Linked DNA regions of Homo sapiens: region 1 is linked to region 2. Evidence: read pairs that join two places in POLR2A ChIA-PET (ENCODE). Cell type or tissue: CD4-positive, alpha-beta T cell. All regions are shown on one strand. Links, peaks and the distances in the headings refer to the core of each region. The heading gives the core; the rest is flanking DNA.

What was found. ChIA-PET counts read pairs that join two places held together with the same protein. Peaks named below come from ENCODE experiments on the same cell type or tissue, not always from the same donor. Only the 100,000 strongest peaks of a DNase experiment are listed, where the experiment ranks them.
Region 1: POLR2A ChIA-PET joins it to region 2 with 7 read pairs; 1 of 35 experiments calls an interaction of 5 or more read pairs at or near these places.

The regions. Positions count from the first base shown.
Region 1 is chr11:63,498,311-63,507,194 of GRCh38, forward strand. It overlaps LGALS12 (galectin 12), which reads left to right and starts at 7,774. Exons shown (of 9, transcript NM_033101.4): 1 at 7,774-8,217. The coding sequence starts at 8,149. LOC124902684 (a long non-coding RNA gene) reads left to right here. Exons shown (of 2, transcript XR_007062702.1): 2 at 2,092-2,299. RefSeq lists enhancers at 2,853-3,380, 4,696-5,366. In CD4-positive, alpha-beta T cell, for the core only: no CTCF peak of the experiment used is centred there; a DNase peak (open chromatin) is centred at 5,381.
Region 2 is chr11:65,091,142-65,102,425 of GRCh38, forward strand. VPS51 (VPS51 subunit of GARP complex) reads left to right here and starts at 5,073. Exons shown (of 10, transcript NM_013265.4): 1 at 5,073-5,337; 2 at 5,857-5,986. The coding sequence starts at 5,110. RefSeq lists an enhancer at 4,878-5,672 and silencers at 5,112-5,381, 11,096-11,284. In CD4-positive, alpha-beta T cell, for the core only: no CTCF peak of the experiment used is centred there; DNase peaks (open chromatin) are centred at 5,050 and 5,580; H3K4me3 peaks cover 1,482 bases; H3K27ac peaks cover 1,510 bases.

The sequences.
Region 1 (8,884 bases), core at 3,363-7,362, 1.6 Mb before region 2:
TTCACCCTGTGGTGGCTAGGCTTGCCAAGAAACTCAAGTTCTGACCACTGGCTAGGGCTGGTTCAAATGCTCCCTCCATGCCTGAGCGCTGGCTGAGCCCAGCATGGCTTTATTCTCTGCTGTGACAGAGCAGCACTGAGTTCCATGTAAAATCCTTCAGTCACCATGCTCTCCCTCCCCAGAGTGCACAGATTCTCTTCTCTATGGTGCATGGCCACTGCTAGGGGGTGGGGTAGGGGTGGTGTCAGCAATTCAAGACTGTCTCTCTTGCCTTCCTCAATGTCTCTTTCCACAATATGAAGTGAAAACCAGGTACCACAGTTGCTCACCTGATTTTTGGTCCTCGTGATGATGCTTTTCTGTGTGCAGATAGTTGATAAAATCTGGTGTTCCTGTGGTGGGGGGCGGGTGGTATAGGCTTCTATTCCACATCTCGCTCTGCCCCTTCTCTGTTTTTCATGAAGGACACTAGAATCTTCCCAGTCATCAGGTTCAAGATACTGGAGTCACTCATCCATCCCCTTTCCCTCGACTCCCTTATTCAGCTGGCTGTCAGGTTCTGTCAATTCTTCTTGCCTAGTATTTCTCCTAAATATCCTACCCTCTGTTCCAGAATGATTTGAAACTGACCTCTAGAGAAAGAGGATCCGTGGAAGAGTTTTCTAGTGATCTAGAAGGCTATCAGATAGAAGAGGGAGGCAGAGATATAGACCAAAGTAGGTGAAAGTACACATTAGTCCCTCCTCTAGGCCCCAAGAGTTACACCCATTCAGAAGCAGGGATTGTGAAAGAGCCTGCTGGAACAAAGAAGGGGACAGAGGGGGCCACCTCAAGATCCCTGACCACAAATTATTTTTCCTAGGCTGTTAATTGATAATTGATTAATAATAGTTATAATTGGGGTATTATAATTAGTAAATTATAATTTTTTATTATAATTTTAAATTTATATATAATTTTAAAATTATAATTTACTAATTGTAATGCCCCAATTATAATCTGTGGCCAGTTAGAAGAAGAGTATGGGACTAGTTTGTGCTTGAGCCACAATTCCAGGTCTACTGGGATAAATTGAGGAGCAGAGGCTGGACAAGAGCCATAAATCATCAGTGGTTATGAAACCACCTTTGCAAATTTATGATGGTGAGAAAATTATGACAGGGAAAGAGATCTGATCCAACTAACATCCATCTTGCTCTTGACCTCCAAACTGCCCTTGATCATTCCTGAGTTTAGGCCAAGCTAACTTTGGGAGACATTTATGTAAAAAGTAAAGTAGAGGTTCCTCTTCAAAGACTTTCCTCCCCATCTAATTAGAAATAAATAGTAACTTCTCTTAGAAGCAAAATTTATTCAAAGACCTGTGCTAACATTCTTAAATATCTGCTAGCCGTAATAGAGAAATCAATGTACTTTATGTTCTTAGCTCCCACAATTTAGCCTAAATATTTGCCCTGGCATGCTTATACTGGTCCAAGCAAGCATTAGGTTATAGCCTGTTCCTCTTCCTTATTTGAAGGTATTTTTACCTTTCTCAGCATTCCGCAAGTTACTTCCTCCTTCCTTTGTTCTCCTCTGCCTTTGCCTCTCTTAAAAAGCTCTAAGTTGCTAGCCAATCGGGACAACTACAGAATATGAGGTCCCGTTCCAGCCAGTGGAAACCGGACACAGCAGTAGGGTGAACACATCAGGTTATAAATGACCCTGTCTCCTTTGTTGAGTGTACTCTTATGGCAAAACTGCTGGCGAGTGTACCCTTTCTGCAGAAAGTATAAAAATGGCCTTGCTGAGAAAATTAAATTTATTTTCAAGTGCTATTTCATTATGGTACTGGGGAACAAACATTTCAAACATTTAGTTTATAGTTTAAATGATAATAGCCCTTCCCTAAAACTAACCCACCTTTGTAAAGCTAATGAAAGGCCACCAGGTTAGGAGGATGAGAGGAGCCTAGATTCTGCCAAGGTGTAGAGGTAAACAATTACCAGCCATTATTCCAGAGATCATAAGATTTGCAACTCCCCCAATTACTCCTGCAGATAATATCATGATTGTAGAACCTCAGATTGACAATTTGAGATGTATTTTCAGGTTTTTGCATTTCTGACAATCAACCGATGGCTCCACCTGGACCTGCCAACCCCGCCAAGCAGTCGTGGACCCAGAAGCAGACTCCCTGGCCTGCCAAACTATCCTTACAAAACCCTAGCCTCCAACTTTTCAGGAAGATTGATTTGAGTAATAACTCCATTTACCACGTGGCACGGCTGGCCTCAATGATTAAACTCTATTGCAATGCTGTGGTCTCAGTGAATTGGTTTTGTCTGTGCAATGGGCAGGAAGAACCCATGGGGCGGTTACAGTTACATTCATTCATTCCATAAATATATTTGAATACTCACTCTGTGTCAGGCACTTTGCTCAATACTGAGGGTATAGGAATAAGTCTGCCATCATGAAACATAGTCAGGGAGTACAGCGAATGGGGAGAAAAATTAAACAGTTCTTCAAATATACAACGAGTGATGGTAGGCATTGTAAGGGAAAAATGGAGTAGGGAGCTGAGCTGGCCGTGGGGATGCACCCCAACCACCTTGCACATGTGTTCTCAGGACCTCCTGAGGGCTGTCATGGGCCATGGTCACTCATATTTGGCTCAGAATAAATCTCTTCAAATATTTTAGAGTTCGACTCTTTTCATCAACAGGTGGGAATAGATGATCCCCTGCCAGGTTTGGGGAGAAAGGTGTGAGGACTAAACTCTGATTTTTTTATCTTGCCCAAATTCCTGAGGGGTCTGGGGAGTCATGCCCTACAAATCATAAATTCTCATCAGATGGGTTTTATTTAACCCTATATATTGTGACTGACTTTCCAACCTAGCTCTGGCATAACATTAGGAGACAAGGAAAAAAATCAAAATATTTTACCCCAAAACATGTTTCTTTGCCATATTTTGAAATGACCCTGCAAAGTTGTTCTTTGTGGGGGAAAATGTGCAACTGTAAAGAATCTCTGTTAACATAGCTAGGTTTTTTTCTTCCAGACCCTCCTAATCTCCTAAAGAGATTAACTGAGACCTGAATAGGAAACATTTGTCATCCATTGTCTCTAAGGGCAGCCACGATCAGACTTCAAAAGAACTTTGGTCTCCACAATCTTTATCTTAATCTGAACTTTCCCTTTCTATGAATTCCAGGTCTTTAGACAAACTCAACCAATTGTCAACCAGAAAATGTTTAAATTCACCTACAGCCTGGAAGCCCCCTGCCCCCCTCCTTCCTGCTTTGAGTTGTCCCACCTTTCTGGACCAAACAACCTATGTATATCTTTTTTTCTTTTCGTTTTTTTTTTTTTTTTTTTTGAGATGGATGGAGTTTTGCTCTGTCACCTAGGCTGAAGTGCAGTTGTGTGATCTCAGTTTACTGCAACTTCTGCCTCCTGGGTTCAAGTGATTCTTGTGCCTCAGCCTCCTGAGTGGCTGGGATCACAGGTGTGCACCACTATGCCTGGCTAATTTTTTTGTATTTTTAGTAGAGATGGGGGTTACACCATGTTGGCCAGGCTGGTCTCAAACTCCTGACCTCAAGTGATCCACCCACCTCGGCCTCCCAAAGTGCTGGGATTACAGGCGTGAGCCACTATGCCCAACCCCAAACCTATGTATTTCTTCAATGTATTTGATTGAGGTCTCTTGCCTCTCTAAAATGTATAAAACCAGGCTGCACCCCAACCACCTTGCACATGTGTTCTCAGGACCTCCTGAGGGCTGTCATGGGCCGTGGTCACTCATATTTGGCTCAGAATAAATCTCTTCAAATATTTTAGAGTTCGACTCTTTTCGTCAACAGGTGGGAATAGATGATGCCCTGCCAGTGTCAGGGTCACCCTAGGCCGTTGGCCCCCTGAGGTCACCAGCACTTTCCTGGATTTCTCTCACAAGTTCTCCCTCATTCTGGCTCAGGAAGAGAGACTGCTTCTCTCACCCCTAAACACTCACAGACACTGAGGCCCTTTCTTATCCTGGAGCAAGCAGAAGCTCTTGACAAGCCCAATAAAGTCAAAAAGCAGTTACCTAAAAAGAGAAAGGAAATGCACCATCCTCTTCCTGCAGCTGCCTCCCCGGAACAGGCCTCATCAGCCCTACCTCTGGCTGTGGCAATAGCCTTGGGGTTTCAGGAAGATAACAGTTACAGCTACTCCACTCTTAGGGGCTGAATTGGGTCCTTTCAAAAAGCCTGTGTTGAAGCCCCAGACCCTTAGAATGTGACTGTATCTGTAGGCAAGGCATTTTAAGAGGTGATTAAGGTAAAATGAAGTCATGTGGTTGGGCCCTCATCCAATATGACTGGAGTCCTCATAAGATGAGAAGATTAAGACACAAACGCAGAGACCTGGGGAAGGTGGCTATCTGCAAGCCAAAGAGAGAGGCCTCAGAAGAAACCAAACCCTCTGACATATTGATCTTGGACTTCTGGCCTCCAGAACAGTAAGAAAATAAGTTTCTGTTGTTCAAGCCACCTGGTCTGTGGGTTTTGTTATGGCAGTGAGGACTAAACTCTGACGTTTTTCTTCTCTTGCCTAAATTCCTATTTAAGGGGCCTGGGGAGTCACAACCTACAAACCATAAAATCTCAACAGAGGGGTTTTGTTTAACCTTACATAATGTGGCTCACTTTCCATACTGACTCTGACATAACATCACATGACGGATAAGAAGGAAATCAAATATTTTACCACCAAATATGTTTCTTTGCCATATTTTAAAATGGCCTGCAGAGCCATTCTCGTGGGGGGGAAATTGCATTTGTAAAAAATCTCTGCTAACATAACTAGATCTTTCCCCCTTCCAGGCCCTCCCAAGCCTGAAGAAATTAATTGAGTCTAGCACCTTTTTGGGGTCTGAATAGAAAACATTTGCCATCTATTGTCTCTAAGGGTGGCCACCCTTGAGGCTTCATCTACATAATGAGAACCCTGGTCTCCACAACCTCTTATCTTGACCCGGACACTCCCTTCTATTGATTCCAGGCCTTTAGATAATAACTTAACTCTTTCAACCAATAGCCAATCAGAAAGTCTTGGAGTCCCCCTATGACCTGTAACCCCCACCCCGACTCCCTCTTTGAGTTATGCCACCTTTCGAACCTGAACCAATCATAAAACCTGGCTGCAGCCCAACCACCTTAGGCACATGTTCTCAGGACCTCTTGGAACTGTGCCTTAGGCCTTGGTCACTCATATTTGCTTCAGAATAAACGTCTTTAAATATTTTACAGAGTTTGACTTTTTTTATCCACAGCAGCCCAAGCAAGCTAACGTATCCTCCTTCCTCATTTCACCCAGGAAGGAAGTGAGGCTGGATGGGGAAAGCACACCATTGACCTCAAGCCGCAAGATCTGCACTGGTTCCGGGGCTGGGACTAGGACCCAGATCTGATTCCAGTGCAGCGTCCCATGTCCAGACCCATTCAACTTGGAAACCAAAAGTAAAATTCTAGGCCCCACAACCAACTGAACGGACCCCTCCTCTCAGCCAAAGGCATTCCAAAGTTAACCTGAGAAACAGTTCAGACTGTGATGGGAAGTGGGGGTTGGATATGCCTTATTATGCCCTCTCCCCCTTTGAAATTCAGGCACAACTGACCAGCATTAACATTAAAACAAAAATCTGAAGACTGACTAAACAGACTCATTGTAGCAATAAGACACCAAGTTCTATCCTGGCTCTAGTATAGCATCACATGACAGAGGGCCCTGAAAGAAATTAAACCATTTTACCCCAAAATATTAATATACATATTTGACATATTTTGAAATGGCCCTGCAAACCTCACTCTTGTGGGGAAAATCTGCTCTGCAAAGCATCCCCTTCCCTTTCCAAGTCTTTTCCCTGATCCAGGCATCTTTTTAGGTCTGATAAGAGCTCTGATGCCTGCTTCCTGGAGGCTTCATCTGCATGATAAAACCTTGGTCTCCACACCCCTTAACTTAACCCAGACACTCCCTTCTACTGAGTCCAGGTCTGTAGGTACTTACTTAACTCTTTCAACCAATAACCAATCAGGAAGTCTTTGAATCCACCTATGACCTGGAAGCCCACCTCTTCGAGTTGTGCCACCTTTCTGGACCAAACCAATGTACATATCACATGTATTGCTTGATGTCTCATGTCTCCCTAAAATGTATAAAACCAAAATCTAGCTCAATAACCTTGAGCACACGTTCTCAGGATCTCCTGGGGCTGTGTCACAGGCCATTGGTCACTCATATTTGGGTCAGAATAAATCTCTTCAACTATTTCAGAATTTGACTCTTTTCTTCAAGAAACTGGCCCCTCCACCCTTAGCTTCCTCTCACTGTGTATACAGAGCACCCTTCCTGAGCACGTCTGATTGAATTTCTCCAAATAAGCACCTTCAGTAACCCAGCTCCACCTACTCGGCAACATCTGAACAAACTCAGCTCCGCACCCAAAGCCCTTCTAGTTCCATCCTAAGTCAATGCTTCTCAAACTTTAAAGTGCATCAGAATCACCTGGAGGGGCTGTTAAAATGCAGATTCCTGGCCCCAGCTTCCAGAGAGTGCTCCTCAGTTGGTCTGGGGTGGGGACCCCAAACTTGCATTTTTAACAAGTTTCCAGGTGAGGCTGATGCTGGTGGCTTGTGGACCACAGCTTAGGTAGCACTGGCTAAGATACCTTATCCCAGGACCCTTCATGCACTCTCCCTCCATCCAGGGAGCTGCTTACTCTGCCCTCAGCACCCCATGCGCTTGAGCCTTTGCCCAGCCTGGTCCTGGTCCAGGAATTCCCTGCTGCCAAGTCTGATGCAATGGGTCAGATCCTGGAACCTCCTAACTCAGGATAAAGTTGAGAGGTTGTGCTGCTTTTTAAAGGGAAAGCCTTATTGGGATTTGAACCAGAACTGGAAGGACTGTAGTAAAATGCAGATATTTGGGCCCACCCCCAGATACAGGCCTCGCTGTGGGACATGCTGCTATGGTCACTTTCTCCATGTACAGATGAACAAAGGGTGGCCCAGAGATAGGAAGTGACTTTCCCAAGGGCACACAGCACATTAGACGAGAGGCTGAAGAGGAAGTCAAGTTTCAAGTCTCCCTCCTGCGCAGTTCTGTGCTTCTTGTGCTGCCTTTTCCAAGCTTAAGGGGCTCTGCTTTTTCCCCTTCCCTCATTCTACTTTCTTGTGACCCCAGCTGGGCCCCAGCATTTCCAGCTGATGCTGAAATGGAGCCTCAGGGGGCTGTAAAACTTGGAAAAGGAAGAAGAGTAGAGGAAGGGGCAAGAAAATGAGAGGAAGAGAGCCAGGCGTGGTGGCTCATGCCTGTAATCCCAGCACTTTGGGAGGCCAAGGCGGGCGGATCACGAGGTCAGGATATCGAGACCATCCTGGCCAACATGGTGAAACTCAGTCTTTACTAACAATACAAAAATTAGCCGGGCGTGGTGGCACATGCCTGTAGTCCCAGAGAGGATGAGGCAGGAGAATTGCTTGAACCCAGGAGGCGGAGGCTGCAGTGAGCTGAGATCGCGCCACTGCGCTGCAGCCTGGCAAGAGAGCAAGACTCCATCTCAAAAAAAAAAAAAAAAAAAGAAAATGAGGGGAAGAGATAAAACCCTTTGTGGTGAAGGGAGGAAGGAATGGGAAGTCACCCAAGGCTGTCCAGGGAGCTGGGGGTGGGGCTGTTTCTGGAACCTAAGCACACGTACCACCTCCCCTTCCTCTGACCTAATGAGGGCTCGAGTTGGAAACCACAAACCCTCGTTGGCCCCACAGGAGCCAGCCTCTGGCTTCTCTCTGCAATGGCCATGTGCTGCAGACCCGGAGTGGGTAGTTAGTTGGTTAATGCCAGTCTTCCTCCCCTGGACACTGAGTTCTGCTGACAGCCCCCGCCCAGCCAGAGCTCTGCTGTATACCACCGGGAGTGGGGCTGGTGTGGAGCCTGGAGGTCGCCCGCTGCCCTCCTAGGGCTGCTCCAGACAGCATTAAAACGCTGCAGGTCGCAGGTGAGACTAACAGCTGGGAGAGCTGCTCCAGGCATTTAGGACCCTGACTGGGGCAGATGAGTCAGCCCAGTGGGGGCAGGGCTCCTGGAACGAGGATCTACAGTTGGAGTTGCCCCACTGTCATGTCACCTGGAGAAAAACTGGACCCAATTCCTGACAGCTTCATTCTGCAACCACCAGTCTTCCACCCGGTGAGTTGTCACTCTAATGTGGAACCTCCTCGGTCTCTGGGCTCTTCCCTTCCAACTGGGCCCACACTCCTGGGTGGTGGGGTGGAAAGGACCTCAGTCTTTCTGCTTCTCCCAGCACCTGCCCTGGGTTCTGGAAGGCCCTCCTGAGCTTAGTAAAGTGGCTGACTGCTAATTCCCACTTGGGTGTAAATGACTGCTAGGCTTCCAGGGTCACTGCATTTTGAAAGTGGCGAAGCCTGGAGCCACAGTGCTCTGCCCCTACTGTAATGGATGCTAGGAGGATGAGGGTGTGGGGGTAGGATTGTTGGGGGAATGCTGATTACTTAGTAAGGACAGTCTCATCCCCAGCCTGGAAGGAAGGGTCAGGTGGGAATTTCCACTCAGGGATAGGGGTTGGGGGTGTTTCTCTCTTTCTCCTCCAGCTCAGTCAGTGCCCAAGAGGTTTTCTGAAGCCAGGCAATGATTTACAGAAGGCTGAATTCCCAGCAGACACCCCCTACTAATGAGCATTAATTATCACTTTCCCTTACTTGGCCCTCCCCTCCCATGAGAGCTGCATCCACTCAGTTAATTACAGGCCTGGAGGGAGCCTGGGAATGGGAAGTGATCAACTGCTGAACCAACCAGCTGAGCTTGCCAAGCTGGCATCCCAAGCCTCCCTCCCATG
Region 2 (11,284 bases), core at 3,496-7,495:
ATGGTATTTCACTATGTTGGCCAGGCTGCTCTTGAACTCCTGACCTCAGGTGATCCACTCTCTTTGGCCTCCCAAAGTACTGGGATTAGAGGTGTGAGCCACTGTGCCTACCCCTAGCTCCTAATTTTTAAAAATTATATACATGTAATATATGAATATGGGCTGGGTGCGGTGGCTCACACCTGTAATCCCAGCACTTTGGGAGGCTGAGGCAGGCAAATGACCTGAGGACGGGAGTTTGAGACCAGTCTGAACAACATGGAGAAACCCTGTCTCTACTAAAAATATAAAATTAAGCTGGGCGCAGTGGCTCACGCTTGTAATCCCAGCACTTTGGGAGGCTGAGGCGGGCGGATCACGAGGTTGGGAGTTCAAGACCAGCCTGACCAACATGGTGAAACCCCGTCTCTACTAAAATACAAAAATTAGCTGGGTATGGTGGTGCATGCCTGTAATCCCAGCTACTTGGGAGGCTGAGGCAGGAGAATCACTTGAACCCAGGAGGCAGAGGTTACACTGAGCCAAGATCGAGCCACTGCACTCCAGCCTGGGCGACAGACCAAGACTGTGTCTCAAAAAAAAACAAGAACAAAAACAAAATTAGCCGGGCATGGAGGCGCATGCCTGTAATCCCAGCTACTCGGGAGGCTGAGGCAGGAGAATCGCTTGAACCTAGGAGGTGGAGGTTGCGGTGAGCCGAGATTGTGCCATTGCACTGCAGCCTGGGCAACAAGATCAAAACTCCATCTCAAGAAAAAAAAAAAAAAAAAAATATATATATATATATATACACACACATATATGTATGTATGTATATATGAATATGTTCTTGTAAAATATTTGCATAATACACAAGCATGCAGAGGAAAATGTAACAGTCTCCCTGCTGCATCCCCACCACTGAAGTACCCCCTTCCCCAGTTTGGTGACTTGGCATCTTTTAGGTCCCTTCTTTATGTAACGGTAACTTCATACATCTAGATGTACATATACATGCATAAGTTTAAAGCATTTTTAAAAATCATATGTTTTGTCAAAGTGTACTTTTCAAAAAGTTAAAACCTACGTCTAAATATAGAATGAACACGTAACAAAGATTTATTAGGCCGGGTGCGGTGGCTCATGCCTGTAATCCCAGCACTTTGGGAGGCTGAGCTCCCAAAGTGAGCCTGAGAGGATCACTTGAGCTCAGGAGTTTGAGACCAGCCTGGGCAACATAGTGAAACCTCCTCACTACTAAAAATTAAAAAAAAATAAAATTAGCTGGTTGTGGTGGCCCTTGCCTGTAGTACCCCCTACTTGGGAGGCTGAGGCGGGAGGGTCATTTGAGCCCAGGAATTCGAGCCCTGCTTGCATCTTTGCAGTCCGGCCTGGGGGCATAGTGAGACCTTGTCTCAAAAAAAAAAAAAAAAAAAAAAAGATCTTTAACTCATCAGTGAGGGGATTTCCGCTTGGTAAGGTGGTAATGCACATGAGGAACTGGACAGGACGAGCATTTAAAGAGGAACGTTAGGCCAGGTGCAGTGGCTCATGCCTGTAATCCTAGCACTTTGGGAGGCCGAGGTGGGCGGATCACCTGAGGTCAGGAGTTCGAGACCAGCCTGGCTAACATAGTGAAACCCTGTCTCTACTAAAAATACAAAAAAACTAGCTGGGCATGGTGGTGTGCACCTGTAATCTCAGCTACTCGGGAGGCTGAGGCAGGAGAATCACTTGAACCTAGGAGGCAGAGGTTGCAGTGAGCTGAGATCGCGCCATTGTACTTCAGCCTGGGTGACAGAGCAAGTCTCAAATAAAATAAAATACAATAAAGAAGAATGTTAGCATATGATTACTAGGTTAGATGCAAAATGCAATGGATGTCCTACATGACAAAAATTATACCCTTTGAGGTTAGTTTTTCTACTGGATATACATGTCTTTCATCTCTCCTGGACAATATCTCCTTGTAATTTCAGTCTATTTACCTTACTAGTGAATAGCAAAATCAAACAACTGTGTATTCTTGTGGGTAAATAATCCTTGGGAGGGCTTCTGAAACGATGCCCCAGTGTGACAATGAGAGGACACACTACACTCTTGGACTTCCAATTTTTGGATTTTTCCTTTTTTTTTTTTTTTTTTTTTTTGAGACGGAGTTTTGCTCTTGTTGCCCAGGCTGGAGTGCAATGCCACAATCTCAGCTCACCGCAACCTCGGCCTCCCGGGTTCAAGCAATTCTCCTGCCTTAGCCTCCCGAGTAGCTGGGATTACAGGCATGCGCCACCAAGCCCAGCTAATCTTGTATTTTTAGTAGAGACGGGGGTTTCTCCATGTTGGTCAGGCTGGTCTCGAACTCCCGACCTCAGGTGATCCACCCACCTTGGCCTCCCAAAGTGCTGGGATTACAGGCGTGAGTCACTGCGCCCAGCCTAATTTTGTATTTTTAGTAGAGACTGGGTTTCTCCATGTTGGTCAGGCTGGTCTTGGACTCCCAACCTCAGGTGATATGCCCACCTTGGCCTCCCAAATTGCTGAGATTATAGGCGTAAGCCACCACGCCCTGCCTGGATGATTTGTCTTAACACTATTCTCCAACTTTTAAAAATGTTTATAGACTTCTTGGAGTAGACCTCAATCTATACCCTTTTTCATTTTCTTAAGATTATAGCTTCATAGGCTGAAATCAAGTATTTTAAATGGTTTCTAGACATCCCATTGATTCAGAGGTCAGCAAACTTTTCCCGTAAAATAGTAAATATTTTAGGTTTGGAGGACCATGCAGTCTCTGTGGTAGCTACTCAACTCTGCTCTGTGTTTTTTTTGTTGTTGTTTGTTTGGGGTTTTTTTTTGTTTGTTTTTGAGATGGAGTTTTGCTCTTGTCACCCAGGCTGGAGTGCAATGGCATGATCTTGACTCACTGCAACCTCTGCCTCCTGGGTTCAAGCGATTCTCCTGCCTCAGCCTCCCAAGTAGCTGGGACTACAGGCGCCCGCCACCAGGCCCGGCTAAGTTTTTGTATTTTTAGTAGAGATGGGGTTTCACCATGTTAGCCAGGCTGGTCTCGAACTCCTGACCTCGGGTAATCTGCCTGCTTTGGCCTCCCAAAGTGCTGGGATTACAGGCATGAGCCACCGTGCCTAGCCTCAACTAAGCAGCCATAGATCATATGTTAAAAAATGGGCGTGACTGTGTTCCAATAAGAGTTACGGAAAATGGGATATGAATTGCATATGATTTTCAGGTGTCATGAAATGTTATTTTTTTCCCAACCATTTACAAATGAGAAAACCATTCTAGCTCACAGACCATATGAAAACAGGTGGTGAGCTGTGTTTGGCCTGCAGGATCCCTGGCAAAGAACAAGTAAACCAGTGAGTTTTTCCATTCCAACCTTCCTCCAACAGCCCTTCATAAGTAATGTTTCAAGGGCCACTTTGATGAAGAAAGTCTTTTTCTCTTTTTCCTCCATTCCAACTCTGTGTCCTAATCTGAACTCCAGATCGTTCCCTGTCTTCATGAGCTCTTCACCTTTGTGCACAGCTGCACTTTTGTCCAAGTCAGAACCCTGGGAGAGCAGCTCAGGAGGCTGAGGTGGGAGGGGAGGTCAAGGTTGGAGTGAGCCAAAGATAGCACCACTGCACTCCAGCCTGGATGAAGAGCAAAACCCAGTCTCAAAAAAAAAGGAAAAGAGAACCCTGAGAGTTATCCTCCACATTTCCACCTAACCCTTCACTCAGCACATTCCATCAGTCACTTAAGCTCTGCTGAGTCTGTCCTTTTTTTTTCAATAATAGGGGGCGGGTCTCACTACGTTGTCCAGGCCAGTATTGACCTCCTGGGCTCAATCAATTCTCCCACCTCTGCCTTCCAAAGTGCTGGGATTACAGGCGTGAGCCACTGTGCCCGGCCTTAGGGGTTCTTAAATGTGAGTGTGTATCAGAACTACTTGGGAACTTTCTAAAAAGAAGCTAGATCTGAGAGAATCCCAGAGTCTTTTTTTTTTTTTCTTGCTTTGTTGCCCAGGCTGGAGTGCAGTGGCACCATCGCAGCTCAAGCAGTTCCCCCACCTCAGCCTCCCGAGTAGCTGGGACCACAGGCGTGCGCCATCATCCTGGCTAATTTTTGTTTTGTTTTTTTTGAGACAGAGTCTCGCTCTGTCATCCAGGCTGGAGTGCAGTGGCGAGATCTAGGCTCACTGCAACCTCTGCCTACCGGGTTCAAGCGATTCTTCTGCCTCAGTCTCCGAGTAGCTGGGACTACAGGCGCGCGCTACCACACCCGGCTAATTTTTGTATTTTTAGTAGAGACGGGTGTTTCACCATATTGGCCAGGCTGGTCTCCAACTCCTGACCTTGTGATCCGCGCCCCCACCCCCCCGGCCTCCCTAAGTGCTGGGATTACAGGCGTGTGCCACCGCGCCTGGCCTGTATTTTTTTTTTATAGAGACGGAGTTTCGCCATTTTGCCCAGGCTGGTCTCGAACTCCTGGGCTCAAGCGATCCACCCGCCTCGACCTCCCCAGTGCTGGGATTACGGGAGTGCCCGGCGCAGCTCAGCGCAGAGACTTACAATGCGCCACAGATAGTCCTGAAGGCAATTCTGATGCACGTCAGAGGACCAGGCCCTAAGAAGAACTGCGCTAGAGGCGTGGTACAGAATAGTGTACATGCATTTAATCCTCGTAGCCCCCCTGTGAAGTATGTACCCCAATTTTAGGAATGGGATAAACTGAGCCACTGCCAGTGGCAGGATCCCAGGAACACTCTACTCTGGCCTCACGTCCCGCATCCGTCCATTGCATCTGGGCACATATTCCGTGGGCCCCTTGCCTGCGAGAGTGCAGGTTGGGGAGCCACTACCCGTCCCCCTTCTGGGACAGCAGCAACCCCAGGCAGTTCCACAAAATGCTTCCACCCAGGAAACTGGGGGAATTCAGGGCTCTCCCGGAACCTTTGCACCCGGGGAAGACAGGTGCGGGGGAACTCTAGTCTCGAAGGACCTAGGGCTGCAGGGGGACGTTTCACCTGAAGGACTGCCTCGTTTCAACAACAACTTTATGGCTCCCGGAAGTGCCTCCTCCCCGTCCCCTTCCTTTCCAGCCTCACGCCCGTGGGCTGCAGTTGGAACGATGGCGGCGGCAGCTGCCGCCGGGCCTAGCCCGGGGTCTGGACCTGGGGACTCCCCAGAAGGGCCCGAGGGGGAGGCTCCGGAGCGTCGGCGGAAGGCGCACGGGATGCTGAAGCTTTACTACGGCCTCTCGGAAGGGGAGGCGGCGGGACGCCCCGCGGGGCCCGACCCCCTGGACCCGACTGATCTGAACGGGGCGCACTTCGACCCGGAAGTTTACCTAGACAAGGTGTGTGCGCACGGGGAGTGGGGGGGTGCGGGGAGGGGGGAAGGGAACCAGGCCCCTGCTATATTGCTCCCCCAGATCATGCCTCCGACTTTTTGTGAGGTTCAGGAGAGCAGGTGTTCATAAGAGGACGAACCTCGGCCAGGGAGTACGAGCAGCTGAGGCGTCTGAGGGGATGTGAGTAGGACTGGACTGGCCTGAGGTGATGCGGCATCTGAGGTCTTCTGGGCTGATGTGATAGGCCCGGAATTGGGGGCGTGGCCCAAGCGTTGACAGGCGCGGGGCTGGGCTTAGGCCGAGCCCCAGGATTTCAAATGCTGACAAACACCAAACACGGTTGAACCTAGTAACCCCTGAGCTAGGCCACTTAGGGCCCCCTGCCTGGGATTCCTGACAGCCGGCGGGGGTTTGCGGGGTGGGTGGGGATCAGAGATTTCTTGCCCTGAAAGCCTATCAGCTGCAGGCAAGGCTGGGGGACATGAATGCCTCCTGACCCGAACACTAACCACCCAACTTCTTCAGCTGCGTAGAGAGTGCCCTCTGGCCCAGTTGATGGACAGTGAGACGGACATGGTGCGGCAGATCCGGGCTCTAGACAGCGACATGCAGACCCTGGTCTATGAGAACTACAACAAGTTCATCTCAGCCACAGGTGATCCCCACGGGGACACACCCTCCAAAGTCTCACAGCCCCCATTCTCCCACCTGTGTTGGGAAAACCAGCAAGGGATTTAGAGGGGGGAGACTCAGATTCCAGTCTTGTCCTGACATTATTCCATTCTCACCTCCTTTCCTTTGAGCCTTCGTTGTCAGACTACTATAGAGATAATAGCTACTCTCAGAGGGTTGTCTTAAGTACCAAAGGAGAGAAAAGACAAAAGGAGATTAGTTGTTTATTTTTTAGAGACAATGTCTTGTTCTGTCTCCCAGGCTGGAGGGCAGTAGCATGATCATGGCTCACTGCAGCCTCGACATCCCAGGCTCATGTGATCCTTCTGGATCCTACCAAAGCACTGGGATTACGGGTGTGAGTCCCTGGCCCAGCCCAAAATGAAATTTTAAAATGAAATGTATTTATCTGAAGCACTTAAAAGGCCAGGCATGGTGGCTCATGCCTGTAATCCCAGCACTTTGGGAGGCTGAAGTGGGAGGATCACTTGAGCCTAAGAGTTTAAGATTGACCTGGGAAATATAGTGGGACTCCATCTCTACAAAAAAATAAAAAATAAAAATTAGCTGGACAAGATGGCGTATGCCTGTAGTCCCAGCTACTCAGGAGACTGAGGAGGGAGGATCACATGAGCCTGGGAGGTCGAGGCTGCAGTGAGCTGTGCTTGTACCACTTCACTTCAACTTGGGCAACAGAGCAAGACCCTGTCTCAAAAAAAAGAAAGTATCTATCTGAAGAAGCATCCCAGACACTAGGCTGGGCACAGTGGCTCATGCCTGTAATCCCAGCACTTTGGGAGGCCGAGGCAGGTGGATCACCTGAGGTCAGGAGTTCGAGACCAGCCTGGCCAATATGGTGAAACCCCATCTCTACTAAAAATAAAAAAATTAGCTGGGTGTGGTGGCAGGCACCTGTAATCCCAGCTACTCAGGAGGCTGAGTGGGAGAATCACTTGAACCTGGGAGGTGGAGGCTGCGGTGAGCCAAGATCACGTCACTGCACTCCAGCCTAGGCAGCAGAGCAAGACTCTGTCTGAAAAAAAAAATAATAAGAAGAAGAATCCCTGACATCAAGGAAACCTCAGTAAGGTGTAGTTTCTCTTATTATTGATAGCTTTCTTTTCTGCTCCAGGGAAGAATAGGTGGTCTTGTCCCTCCCTTTCTTTCTCCCTTCCTTCCCTCCTTAACTAAGCAAAGAGAGAAGATGTATGATATTAGGGGACACAAAGATCATGTCGAGGCTTTTTTTTTCTTCTGTCCTCTTTATTCTCTAGTGCCAGACAGTGTTCCACTGTTTTCCACACTAGCTTCTGTGCTGTTTTGAGGAGATGTACTACTCAGACTTTTGTAGTAATTGTACACCCACGTGTAGTAAGTCCAGGAGCCAGATCCAAAGGGTTTACCTGCAGCCTGTGGAATGTTCTGGGAGCATCTGTGGGGTTGCATTCTGATGTCTTACTCTCGTGTCACAGTGGTGGGTGTGGTAACCTATACACATTGTTCTTTTATCTGATTTGAAGCAGATTCCATGAGTAGGCACCTTTCTGTTAGCTAATACCAGCATCAAAATGGCAAGAAATCATAGTTTCTGTGCTGGGATATTTCTCACAGGAATTTAATAAGATTACATTTTCCATTTGTTGGAATGTGTATAATAATATTTTGAGACTTAGCTCTTTTTGTACATCCCACAAAAGGAACAAACGTTTGGAAAAGTGTGAGGATAACCAGGAGCATTGATGTCTTAGAAGCTTAAGTGAGGGGCCGGGCATGGGGTTCTCACCCGTGATCCCAGCACTTTGGGAGGCTGAGGTGGGTGGATCACTTGAGGCTAGGAGTTCAAGACCAGCCTGGCCAACATGGTGAAACCCTGTCTCTACTAAAAATACAAAAATTAGCTGGGCAAGGTGGTGCATGCCTGTAGTCCAAGCTACTCATGAGGCTGAGGCAGGAGAATTGCTTGAACCCAGGAGGTGGAGGTTGCGTGAGGAAGGTGTTTCAAGACATAGATTTGATAGACTTGGGCGAGACACTCAGGAAAGTAATGTAGCATGGAGTGTGTGTTGATTGGGCAAGAGAGAGAGAAAAATGAGAAAGGAACTAGGTCCTCAGGAAGGAGGGGGGTGGAACAGAGCAGGGATGGAGGCATCGGCCTCAGCAAAGGGCCGGGAGCTCATCTATGGTAGCAGGAGGGGAAGCAGAATGTGGGCAGAGCCAGGCAGATAGTAGATGTGCAGTTTAACTAGAAACCTTCCAGAATGTATTAGGGATTTGGCTTTTATCCACAGAGAGCTAAAACAAATGAGTGATGTGCTCAGATTTCTGGTTTGAATAGATTCCTCCAGCTGCACTGGCAGGAATGGATGGGGCTGAGCACAGTGGCTCATGCCTGTAATCCCTGCACTTTGGAAGGCTGAGGTGGGAGGATCACTTGAGCCCAGGAGTTTGAGACCAGCCTGTGCAACATAGTGAGACCCGATATCTAGAAAAAAAAAAATAGCTGGGTATGGTGGCACACACTTGTTAGAATAAACCCAGCTACTTGGGGAGGCTAAGGTGGGTGGATCACATGAGCCCAGGAGCTGGAGATTGCAGTGAGCTATAATCTCACCATTGCACTCTAGCCTGGGTGACAGAGCAAGACCTAGTCTCAAAAAATAAATAAATAAATAAAAAGGCCAGGTGCGGTGGCTTATGCCTATAATCTTAGCACTCTGAGAGGCCGAGACGGGTGGATCATCTGAGGTCAGGCATTTGAGACCAGGCTGGCCAATATGGTGAAACCCCATCTCTACTAAAAATACAAAAATTAGTCAGGCATGGTGGCAGGCATCTGTAGTCCCAGCTACTCAGGAGGCTGAGGCAGGAGAATCGCTTGAACCCAGGAGGCGGAGGTTGCAGTGAGTCGAGATCGCGCCACTGCACTCCAGCCTGGGCAACAGAGCGAGACTCCGTCTCAAAAATAATAATAATAATAAATAATAATAAAAGGACAGCCCACAGAATGGGAGAAAATATTTGCAAGTTAGTTATCTAATAAAAATCTAGTGTTCAGAACATAAAAAGAACGTTTTTTAGCTCAGGGCTAAAAAGACAAATAACCCTAATTTAAAATGGGCAAAGGATTTGAATAGACACTTCTCCAGAGAAAACATACAAGTGGCCGAAAAGCACATATAAATATGCTCAGCATCATTAGGTCTTAGGGAAATGCAAATCCAAACCACAAAATGCTGCACCCAGTGTGGAAGACAGTTTGACCATTCTTCAAAACCACACACAAGATTACCATATGATCGGCAATTTTACTCCTAGGAATATACCAAAGAGAATTGAAAACATGTTCACATAAAAACATGTACACAAGTGTTCATAGCAGTGTTTTTTTTTTTTTTTTTTTTTTTGAGATGGAGTCTAGCTCTGTCACCCAGGCTAGAGTGCAGTGGTGCCATCTTGGCTCACTGTAACCTCCGCCTCCCCAGTTCAAGCGATTCTCCTGCCTCAGCCTCCTGAGTAGCTGGGATTATAGGTGTGCACCATCACACCCGCCTAATTTTTTTATTTTTATTTTTTGTATATTTACTAGAGACGGGATTCCACCTTGTTGGCCAGGCTGGTCTTGAACTCCTGACCTCAAGTGATCCGCTTGCCTCGGCTTCCCAAAGTACTGGGATTACAGGCAAGAGCCACCATGCCTGGCCAATAGCAGCACTTTTTATAATAGCCACAAGGTGGAAGCAATCCAAATGGCCATCAATTGAATGAATATAAACAAATATCCACACAGTGGAATATTATTCAGCCATAAAAATAGATATAACATACTGACACAGGCTACAACATAGATTAACCTTGGAAACATGCTAATGTTTCATATGCCTATGATTCCATTTCTGTTAAATGTATTCTGTAGCGAATAGACAAATCCATAGAGACAGAAACTAGATTAATGGTTGCCAAGTTCTAGGAGTGGGGGAATAAGGAATGACTGCCAAGGGTTACAGGGTTTCTTTAGGGGATGATGAAATGTTCTGGAATTACGTAGTGAGGTTGGTTGTACAACCTTGTGAATATATTAAACATATTAAAAACCACTGAATTGGTATGTCAATTATATCCCAATTAAAAAGAAAACCAGGCATTGAGCCAGATTTGGCCTGCAGGCTGTAGTTTGCCAACCTCTCACCTAGACATTGAGTTTCATTATGTAATAATGCATTTACTTGTGTCAAAATTAGAAAGATCTCAAACATTATACAGGGAAAAGCCTCTCCTAATTCTTTTCTCTAGGCAAAGACAAAGCAGTCTTTGACAGTACATTTCACTGAAAATTAACAGAGCCCAGGTGGGATTATGGCTCATACCTATAATCCCAACACTTTGTGAGGCAGAGGCAGGCAGATTGCTTGAGCTCAGGAGTTCGAGACCATCCTGGCCAACAGGTTATACCTGTCTCTACAAAAAATACAAAAATTAGCTGGGTGTGGTGTTGTGTCCCTGTAGTCCGAGCTGCTCAGGAAGCTGAGGTGGAAGGCTTGTACCTGGGAGGCAGAGGTTGCAGTAAGCCAAGATTGTGTCACTGCACTCCAGCCTGGGTGACAGAGCCAGACCTTGTCTCAAAAAAAAAAAAAAAAAAAAAAAAAAAAAGAAAATTAACAGACATACAGAAAAGTGCACATAAGTGGACAGCTCCATGGATTTCACAAAGGGAGCACAGTCACATAATCAGCATCCAGGTCGGGAAACAGCATAACCAGCAAAGCCCCCTGAGCCTCCTACCAGTTACCACCCAGTCCCCTCCCAAGGTAGCCAACATCCTCGCATCCAGATGGCTTTCACTCTCCCTGGTTACAAACTGCTTTTCTTAACAAGCTTTTTTTTTTTTTTTTTTTTGAGACAGAGTCTTGCTCTGTCATCCAGGCTAGAGTGCAGTGGCCCAATCGGCTCACTGCAACCTCCGCCTCCGGGGTTCAAGTGATTCTCCTGTCTTAGGCTTCCAAGTACCTGGGATTACAGGCACCTGCCACCACACTTGGCTAATTATTGTATTTTCAGTAGAGACGGGATTTCACCATGTTGGTCAGGCAGGTGACCTCAGGTGATCCACCTGCCTTGGCCTCCCAAAGTGCTGGGGTTACAGGCGTGAGCCACTGTGCCCAGCCTGCTTTTCTTAACAAGCTTGAAATGCAAAGATAAACAGTGTAGTCTTTGTGACTGAATGGTGTGGATGCTTTCACTGTTGTTTTTGGATATGGTACAACTTTTATCTCCAGTGTAATGG